Linked DNA regions of Homo sapiens: region 1 is linked to region 2. Evidence: chromatin contacts called from ENCODE Hi-C or POLR2A ChIA-PET data. All regions are on one chromosome and are shown on one strand. The core of a region is the stretch at or near the end of the contact, and the rest is flanking DNA. Distances in the headings are between cores, read along the strand shown.

Region 1 (4,749 bases), core at 2,030-4,529, 51 kb before region 2:
GACCATCCCAACTTCTACAATGACTCTTTCTCTCTACAACCAGCTAAATTTAATTTCATTATGATTTGCCAAAGGTTAACTGAGAAAAGTAACAGCCAAGAATTAAGAAAACAGGTATAACATGAAAGAGGGAAAAAATCATTTATTTTGAAGGGTGGCCTGACCAAGCAACATGGCTCCAGAGTGGAATGAAAGAGATAAAAATAGGAAGACGATTGGGTGAAGCAGAAAAAAAAAAAACAGAAGCAGTAGAAACAGATCAATGAGAATGTGTTTCTAGAGCCTATTATGTTTCTGAAGTTGAAGTGATAAACATATTGCATACCCTTTGTTCTAGAGACCTTTCAAAGGACAGAATTCCTTTTCTCAAGCATTGAGCTCTCTCCATCTTTAGAGTCTTTTCAGTCTGTTTCACACAGTGTCAGAAGAAGGTTGCCTCAAAAGTTGGTAGAATTACTGTAATTCCCTCCATGACAGTAGTAAAGTTGGATCCTGCTGATTAGAGCAAAACACAAAAGCTCACTTCCAGAGAACTGTGATCTTCTCATAAAACAGTTGGCATCGCCTGAAAGGGAGGTATTGTTGGTAGGTAAGCCAATGTCCTAGGGCCTGGGACTCAGCCAGCATCTCATGTAACAACCATGCTGCCTATCCACTTTTGTTTGTTTTCCCAGACAAAAATGATTGCAACACATTTCAGAGCCAATGCAAAAACTCTGCCTTTGTAATATGCTGACTTGCTGTCAATAATTAGATGTTCTAAATTGCTACACTAGACAATGAGGTCCAACTTAAAAAAAAATACAAAAACCCAGTTAAAAGCTCAATTGGCCAAGAGGTTATTTCTGCAAAATGATCACCAGTGGTTTTTTTCTTTTCTTTTATTTTTTGTGGGGGGCGGGTGTGGAGTAGATGAAATGTGTCCAGAGAAGAAAAAAAAATCATACTTCTGTAAATATTTTCTTAACTTCCTTTTGCCAGGCAGCTCTGGTTTAGTGAGACATACACTAGGTTAAATTTCAAAACACTTGGATACTAACTGTGCTACTTTGGAGCAAGCCATTTAATCTCCCTGAGGCCCAGATCATTCATCTATAAAGTGAGAATAGTAATACTTCGACTGACCACGTCACAGTATGATTAAATATCCAATGATATATTGTACATGAAAGCATTTATCAACTGCAAGTCATGATACTAATGTGAGGACTGTAGAGTTGCCTTTATTTTCCTCAGAGCAGATTTAATTCTGGGGTGCTGGAGAGAAGTAGGAGAGGTTCAGCTCCAGCTCTATCTCATTTCCCCACGTCTGAGAGGCTGGAAGAGAAAGGAGTGGATCTTGAGTTGGCAACTCCCATTTCTCCATCAGCAGAAAGAGAAAACTGGTTTTCAGGTTTCCTCCTACCCCATGAAGTAAGAGTCCCTTCCTCTAAATATTAAAGAAATTTATTAACTATCTAGATTTTCCTTGACTTTTGCTTCTTTATCTAGGCTATGTTGTTCAATATGACAGCCACTAGTGATTTGTGGTTACTGAACTCAAGAAATATGGTTAATCAAAATTGAGATGTGCTGTTAGTGAAGAATACATGCCAGGTTTTGAAGATAATAGTCCAAAAATACCTGAAAGAATGTAAAATATCTCACTAATGTTTTTTATGTTGATTTCACATTGTAAAGATAATATTTTAGATATATTAGATTGTACAAGATATGTTGTTAAAAATAAATTTTATGTTTCTTTTGACTTTTTCAATTGTAGCTACTATAGTTTAAAATTTTATATTTTATATCACTTTATATGTCTTTTTTTTTTTCCAAGATGGAGTCTTGCTCTATTGCCCAGGCTGGAGTGCAGTGGTGTGATCTCGGCTCACTGCAACCTCTGTCTCCCAGGATCAAGCGATTCTCCTGCCTTAGCCTCCCGAGTAGCTGGGATTACAAGTGTGTTCCACCACTCCTGGCTAATTTTTTGCATTTTTAGTAGAGATGGGGTTTCACCATGTTGGCCAAGCTGGTCTCAAACTCCTGACCTCAGGTGATCCACCCACCTTGGCCTCCCAAACTGCTGGGATTACAGGCATGAGCCACCGCACCCAGCCTCACTTTATATTTCTATTGGATTTGGACAATCAGAGAGGAAGGAAAAACCCGAGTCCCCAGTAGCCTTATTTCATGCCTCTTTCTTTCCATTTTTCAGTCTCTCTCCACCCTCATGCGTTCCAGGTATTGGGAAGTCAATTCTTTTGAGACAAACATCAAGAAACCAAAGAAAGATCAATAGGAAGATCATTTCATCACATTTATAGCACATGGCACCAAATAGACAGTCAGCATCCATTCAGTCAATCAATCATGCATTTAATTAAAATGAAGAATACAGAAATTTGGCAATCTCATGTCCTGAAAAAACAGATACACTAGGAATGAGTAATTTCTCTTTTCACTCTTACAAGTTCTGAAAAGGAGGAGATACTATGATTAGGCTATGAACTATACTGTGTATAGTCACTTATTAAAATCTTATTTTATATAATGGCTATCTGTAGGCATTTAAAAAAAACTCCCTTCTAAAGGTCTAGATATCTTGAGGTCAATAAATGTGCTCTGTATCCAATAAGTACTGAGCAAATGTTGTTGAATATAATGAATAAAATAAATGATATAATCAGTCTATCACTTTATCTTTCTAACCAAAATTAAAATTTGAAGCTAAAATGTTGTATGGTTGATTCGATGATGATATAGGCATTAAAACATGAGTTGTGCCTTAAGGTATGCTTTGCTTTTATCTGATAAAACAATCTTATTTAAATTTTTTTTTTTTAAATAATAGAGACTGGGTCTCAATATGTTGCCCAGGCTGGTTTTGAATTCCTGGGCTCAAGCAATCCTTCTGCCTCAGATTCCAAAAGTGCTGGATTACAGGTGTGAGCCACCACACCCAGCCAAAAAAATCTTATTTTTAAGTCACTTCAAAAAGTAACCCATTTGAGAGTGAATAAATTCTTCCCAGATTAAATCCTGGCTGATGAAGAACACTTATTCCTAAAATAAAATCCCCATCCATTTTTGTCATCTCAGCAACCATCTAAAAATTGTCCCAGGAACAAACTGATTCACCCTATATGAAATAACAGAATAACAGAGAAGAACGATAATCCCATTAACCTGGTAGATCCGGAATGAAATGCAGCTGGAGGATGGAGCAGATTGGAGGTGGGAACAGGGAACACTCAGCAGGCTCCCAGCCCCGAACACCCCTGGAGTCTCAACAGCCTCAATCCATCTGGAAGGGAGGGCTTGGGGGAAGGGCTGAGCATGGCTGCAGGGATCAAAGCTAAGCAGGGGAAAACAGCTAGAGCACTGTCTGCTCTTTGAGCAAAGATAATAGAGTCCTCTCTGTGGTGAAGAGAATGAACACACAGGAAGATTTAAAAACACAACAAACCCGGAGCCGATCAGATTCCTTTATTCCATACCTCAAACTCATCAGGCTTGTCCTCAATTCAGAGTCTCTCTATATTGAATTACAGGGTTAGAAAAATAAAGGGCATCCCATTGAGTGCTTTTCAAACAGTGGGTTGCCACTCTTTAGTGTGAGAGAATCAATTCAGTGGGTGGAGGTTTGCATTTAGAAACTGAAATAAATTAGAATGGAAAATAGAAGGAATTGCATGGAAAAGGGATAAATATTGTTTCATGAATTTTTTGGTGTGTGTGTGTTTGGTACAGGTAAAATACATCTTACTGTAGGCATTAGCCAAACTGTGAAACTGAAAATTAGTCAACTCTATCTCCCTCCCGTATTATTATGGGTTATTAAAATCAGTTCTTCAGGCCTTCAGGAATAGGCTTTTTAGAACCTCCACAGCTAATTCTCTGTTGAGGTATTCCTCCTGCATTCTAGAAATATAGACAATGTCACAGACTCAGTGCAAACCATCCTGAAAAATAGCTCCAGGATCAGGCATTGCATTATGAGGAAGCTAATACTGTTTGTCAGAATCTGAGGGCAGCCTCCCTTTAAAGACCCTAATTAAGGAGAGGGAATGAAGAAAAAATGGTAATAGCATGCCTCAAATGTGAGGCTGCCTCTTGGCCACTATTCATTAGAAAGCCCACAAACTGTGGGCTCTATTTAAGGAACGTCTGGGATGGTTTTGGGCGGGGAAGCAAAACAGACCCAGTCAAATACTTCCCCTTTTATTCTCAACTCTGTTGTCAGCTTACTTTTCTCACCTTGATTTATTTCTTGAAATTTTAGTCAAATTCATTGACAATTTGCCTTATGATTCACAAAGTAGATGAGAGTGAATAGAGAAGCGACCTGACAGAGAAGAGAGCAGGACTATTTAAAAGATTCTGGCAAGAGGTGAGAACATTCCTCGATCCACTATAGAAAACCACCAGTGATCAAACAAACACAGTGAATTCCATTTCTAGGTCTCAAGGAATTAAGCATAACATTCAAAGTTGACTAGATAAAGGAAAGATTTATTATTACTATTATTTTGAGATGGAGTTTCACCCTTGTCATCTAGGGTGGAGTGCAGTGGCCGGATCTCGGCTCACTGCAATCTTCGCCTCCCGGGTTCAAGCGATTCTTCTGCCTCAGCCTCCTGGGTAGCTGGGATTCCAGCTACCCGCCACCACGCCGGGCTAATTTTTGTTTTTGTAGTTGAGAAGGGGTTTCGCCATGTTGGCCAGGCTGGTCTCAAACTCCTGACCTCAGGTGATCCACACGTC
Region 2 (4,918 bases), core at 1,378-3,877:
ATTGTTTTAAGCTGAATGAATATGATGAGACATAAGAACTACATGCAACATATATTCCTTGGAACAATCCTGAACCAGAAAGGAAAAAGAGAGAGTTTTGGACAGTTGGCAAAATTTGAATGGGAGAGTTTTCTTGTTTTGGGGAAATACACACTGGATTATTTAGGGATAATGGGACATCGTGTCTGAAGCTTTCTCTTAAAAAGTTCAGAGTATGACTAATGATAATGGATCACTTCCTCTCCCTACATATACACAGAGAGACGGGGTTGGTGTCCATGCATATTCAGAAAAATGTTAATGTTTGGACAATCTGAATGAAAGGGATACAAGAATTCTTTGTTCTGATCTGAAAGTTTTTATGTAAGTTATTTTAAAATAAATTATTTTTTATAAAGAGTGGCAGTAAATCCTGATTAGAAGTTCCATATTCAGGCAGGGCGCGGTGGCTCACTCCTGTAATCCCAGCACTTTGGGAGGCCGAGGTGGGCGGATCACGAGGTCAGGAGATCGAGACCATCCTGGCTAACATGGTGAAACCCTGTCTCTACTAAAAATACAAAAAATTAGCTGGGCTTGGTGGCGGGCACCTGTAGTCTCAGCTACTGGGGAGGCTGAGGCAGGAGAATGGCGTGAACCCGGGAGGCGGAGCTTGCAGTGAGCTGAGATTGCGCCACTGCACACCAGCCTGGGAGACAGAGTGAGACTCCATCAAAAAAAAAAAAAAAAAAAAAAAAAAAAGAAGTCCCATGTTCCTGTGAAGCTTATCAAGTGTGTCAGGTTTTACTGTAGAGAGCTCAGGCAGGAGCTGGCTGTCTTGGGGGATTCTTGGCTGTCGGTATTCATAGGGCTAGACAGTTTCCCTAAAGGACATTTTCATTATCTCCTATGATGGAGTATAAGTCTAACAGTCATTGTTCTGAGGGCCTACTACCAGAAGGGAACTAGAAATCTCACTCTTCTGAAAATAGACTGATTGAACATCTATGTTATCCAATGAACGTCTATGTTATTAATAAGAAACCTACCATCTTTTGTGACATGTAGTCACCTGCCTGCATGGACGGTGGGAGGAGACTGAAGAGTCTGTTACCTCCTTTTTCAGACTTTTAACAAATTCTTCTGTTTTCAGCCCTACTTGCAAACTTAACACCTTCAGAGGCCCCTGGTTCCTCTATTGATAGAAGTTTTCTGAGTTCATGAATCAACTTTCTTCTAGTTGTTTTTTTCTTTTTCAGGTACTCAGCAGAGCAGAGATATATGAGTCCAAAGCCATTTACCAAAGGTTATAAGCTTTTCATTTTGTGTACAATAATCATCTTTTTTTGGTGTACAGTAATCATCTTCTATAATCACCTTTTCTGTTCTCCTCATTTTTGTGGAATTATGCCCTTTCACATCATTTTTGTTATTTTAGTGGGGTTTCAGGAAGGAGTAAGAGAAATGTGTGTGTGTGTTTCCTATCACTTGCAATTAACAGGAAGATCTTTCATTACCTGAGCTTGTTTTTTATCGAAGATTAACTCCCTATGGGTCAGGAAGTAGACATACTGTGTAATCATTTGGCACAGACTCCAGGCTAACACTAAAATATTATTATATTGGGAAATGAGAATAAAGAGAACATTTTTTAATATAAAAAGGAAATGATTATTTCTTGGATGATAATTTTTTTTCAAACTGAACCTTTGATTTGTATTTTTTTATTCTTGGATTACTTTTTCTTCATAGTCCATCCATTGTTCAATTAAAATGGGCAAAGGAAAGAGGTCCAGCCCTTAGAATATTTTTATATTAAATAAATACTTATAAAGTAATAAAATTTTCATTTTGTTTCCATACTATGAATAGAAATAGCCTCCTTTATAATATCCCCAGAGTATGAATAATAGAGAAATTATTGATGTATTTAGAAAGACTTCTTTAAACATACTCTACATTTTTATCTCTGAGAAAAAGATAATTAAGCTTATGATTCCCAAATTGTGCACTGAGGCACCCCAAGAAGTTGCAGTGACCTCACAGGGGCCACACGACATATTGAAAATTCTCAAGAAAAACACAGAAACATTTGTTGGCTGCTGCATGAACTACTGGCTCAAAATACCTTATAATTTAAACCTTAGATTGTGCTGTAATGCTTTTCTAAAAGACATATCTTTGGAAGCTGGGTTTTCAGAAGTTGCTGTGATAAAAAATAGATACTATATGACAATTAACATGGAACGGGAAATAAGGGTGGTGGTGGTGAATTTGGTTCTAAAGGTTGGGTGTCTAGTGCCCAATAGGTGCATGTACCTCACTGGTAACTGTGATGGTGTTAAAATGTATCCAAAATTCTTTAACAATCTTCCCTTTAATGGATGAATCCTAATTCCTTTCCCTTTGAATATGGGCTGGACTTAGTAACTAGCTTTTGAAAACTAGAATGTGGCAGAAGGGCAAGTGTGAGACTCAGAAGTCTAGATCATACAAGGCGTTTCATCTTCCTCTTTGCTTTTTCCTGTTGATCACTCAGTTTTGGGGAAGCCAGCTGCTTCACGGCTTGAGCATGTGAAGATGCTCAAGCAGCCCTGTGGGTGTGCCATGTGGAGAGGAAATGAGCTCTTTTGCAAAAAGCCAGCAGGGAGCTGATGCCACTGGCCAATAGCCATGGGAATGAACCATCTTAGAAGTGGGTCCTCCAGCCTCAGGTAACCTTTCTGGTGACTGCATCCCCGGCCACCATCATGAAGGCAACCTCATTAGGGATCCTGAGCGACAGCCATCCAGATAAGCTCCTCTGGCATCCCTGACCCACAGAAACTATGAGATAATAACGACTTGTTGTTTAAGCCACTAAATGTTGGGGGTAATTTGTTATGAAGCAATGGGTAACTAATATAGTCAGTGTGAGATAATGAAATAGGCCAGGAACAGTGGCTCATGCCTGTAATCCCATCACTTTAGGAGGCCAAGATGGGAGGACGGCTTGAGCCCAGGAGTTTGAGACCAACTTGGGCAACATAATGAGACATTGTCTCTACAATTAAAAAAAAAAAAAATTAGCAGGGAGTGGTGGTGTGCACCTGTAGTCCCAGCTACTTGGGAGGCTGAAGTGGGAGGGTCACTTGAGCCCAGTAGGTCGAGGCTGCAGTGAGCTTGGGTCACTGGAGCCTAGGTCCAGCCTGGGTGACACAGTGAGACCCTGTCTCAAAAAAAAAAATTTTTTTTCCCATTTGTTTATGTGTGTAATTTTTTCAAACAGCGAGTAAGTTGTTAGAATGTAAATACTTCTTAAGTTGCATAAACCTAACTATGTAATAAACAGAACTTTTTTTTTTTTGGAGCATGCGAAAAAAGTTACTGAGACACTAACTGTGCCATACACTGACAAAATTTGGGTACCTCATCAGTAATTAAGTTAAAGATAGTTGCTAAATGTTTTTTCTCTTAATTTTTTAGGAATATACAATAATTCTCATCTATTTTTTGAATGTAGAAACTTATTACGTTTTGACATTGAAACTTTTTTTTTCTTAGTATGTCAGTGGGGAGAAGAATACATTTCAAATTAACCACCATCGAGGAAAGTTATAATTTTCTAGTATTCAATAAACATGAACGAAATCATTGGCTTATAGAGATGAAATATGTGAGGAGTAATATAACATTTAAGAATAAAGTAACTCGCACATACAGTGAAGAATGGAAATACCAGCTTATGGATACAGTAATATGTGAAGGCAGTAGGTGCCATTTCAAAGCAGCAGTTGGTTTACTAAAAATAAAAAGAGGCCAAGCGCCCTCTAGTGGTAGCTGTTGATATAATTTAATAGCAGAAAAAAACTAACACAAAGTGCCTTCCTTTACCTTGAGACAGTGTTTAAAAGGTACTTGTTCTTTACTTTATCAATACTATTAAACCCTTCGCTATGGCTTTGTTTTTGAAGTTTTTTTGAATGAAAGAACGCCACCAATGACTTTTAATGCCAAATTCAGCAGCATTGGGTAGTTTTTTTTTTCATATAGGAGAAACAAAACCTTTCCATATTACATTAAAAAAAGCTCAATGAAGCATAACATTTTCTCAAAGCAGATTGCATCAGCGCCATGCAAGCAACTTAAAAACATAAGGTGGCCCTTATTTAGTGAATTACATTGACTGTAATGCAGCATCTTCCAACTTTCTTGTCCATCTCATAAACAAATATTTAAAACACAAACAGTGCAAAACACTGCACTGTGAGGAGGGGTTGAAGAGAGGCAAGGAGGCTTTCAGAAAAGTGAACCAGTGTGGTGTGGTTCAGAGAATAATGATGGGGGTTGGGGATTAGGATGCTGTGGGAACCTTCACAAAGCCTCTTACTTGATCCCAAGGGAACAGGTAAGGCCTCCAGGAGGAAGAAGCATATCAAGGTTGGGCTGTAGAGCTGAACTGGTAAAGTTGCTTTGCTGTCTTAATTTATCCTAGCTTCCTAAAATGAACGCTCTAATAAACTGTCGCTTGGACTAAAAATAAATTGCTGTAACAAAAGGATAACGACCATGCTTTGCAAATTTGCTAATTACTATTTGTTCTTGTAGTAAGGATTCTCTTTTTGTCTCAGAGGACTGTGACATTATTGCCTCTCAAAACAATGAATCATTTTTCACTAAGAAGATTTCTCCAAGTGTTCACTTCACCTTGTCTTTGAAATTGCCAGCCATCTATTCTCCAAGGCTGATTAGTAATGAATAGAGGAGGACCTTTTTAACTGACAATGCAGTTAATAGAGACCCTAATGTTTGAAAATGCAAAATGATCTCAACTTATCTTTAACGTGAGTTAAAAACAATTGGTTTACACTTTTACAGATAAGTGTAGTATGTAGAAACATATAAACTTGGTAGAATTTTAGGATCATAAACCTATCCGCATGTCATTTCAAATATGAAT

What was found. Hi-C counts contacts between places; a loop is a spot of excess contacts on that map. ChIA-PET counts read pairs that join two places held with the same protein, here RNA polymerase II (POLR2A). Pooled maps may share reads with other maps.
Region 1: a pooled map of ovary shows a loop between it and region 2 (2.0-fold over the local background). The contact joins the promoter of LINC01549 here to the enhancer-like site in region 2. A Hi-C loop is called at or near these places in 4 of 168 maps with a recorded cell type or tissue (HepG2, PC-9 and heart right ventricle), 1 of 37 single-sample maps with no recorded cell type and 2 of 50 pooled maps. POLR2A ChIA-PET finds 5 or more read pairs at or near these places in 3 of 52 experiments (CD4-positive, alpha-beta memory T cell, OCI-LY7 and endothelial cell of umbilical vein).

The regions. Positions count from the first base shown.
Region 1 is chr21:17,437,420-17,442,168 of GRCh38, reverse strand. It overlaps LINC01549 (long intergenic non-protein coding RNA 1549), which reads right to left and starts at 3,279. Exons shown (of 4, transcript NR_037586.1): 1 at 3,172-3,279; 2 at 326-495. RefSeq lists an enhancer at 3,067-3,650.
Region 2 is chr21:17,386,090-17,391,007 of GRCh38, reverse strand. No RefSeq gene overlaps it. Among named protein-coding and RNA genes, the nearest start is that of LINC01549, 50 kb to the left of the region's middle. Within about 2 kb of position 2,627, at least 2 of the 41 ENCODE cell types and tissues checked have a DNase peak (open chromatin) inside an H3K27ac peak, as active enhancers do; they include OCI-LY7, where a contact is called at or near this core.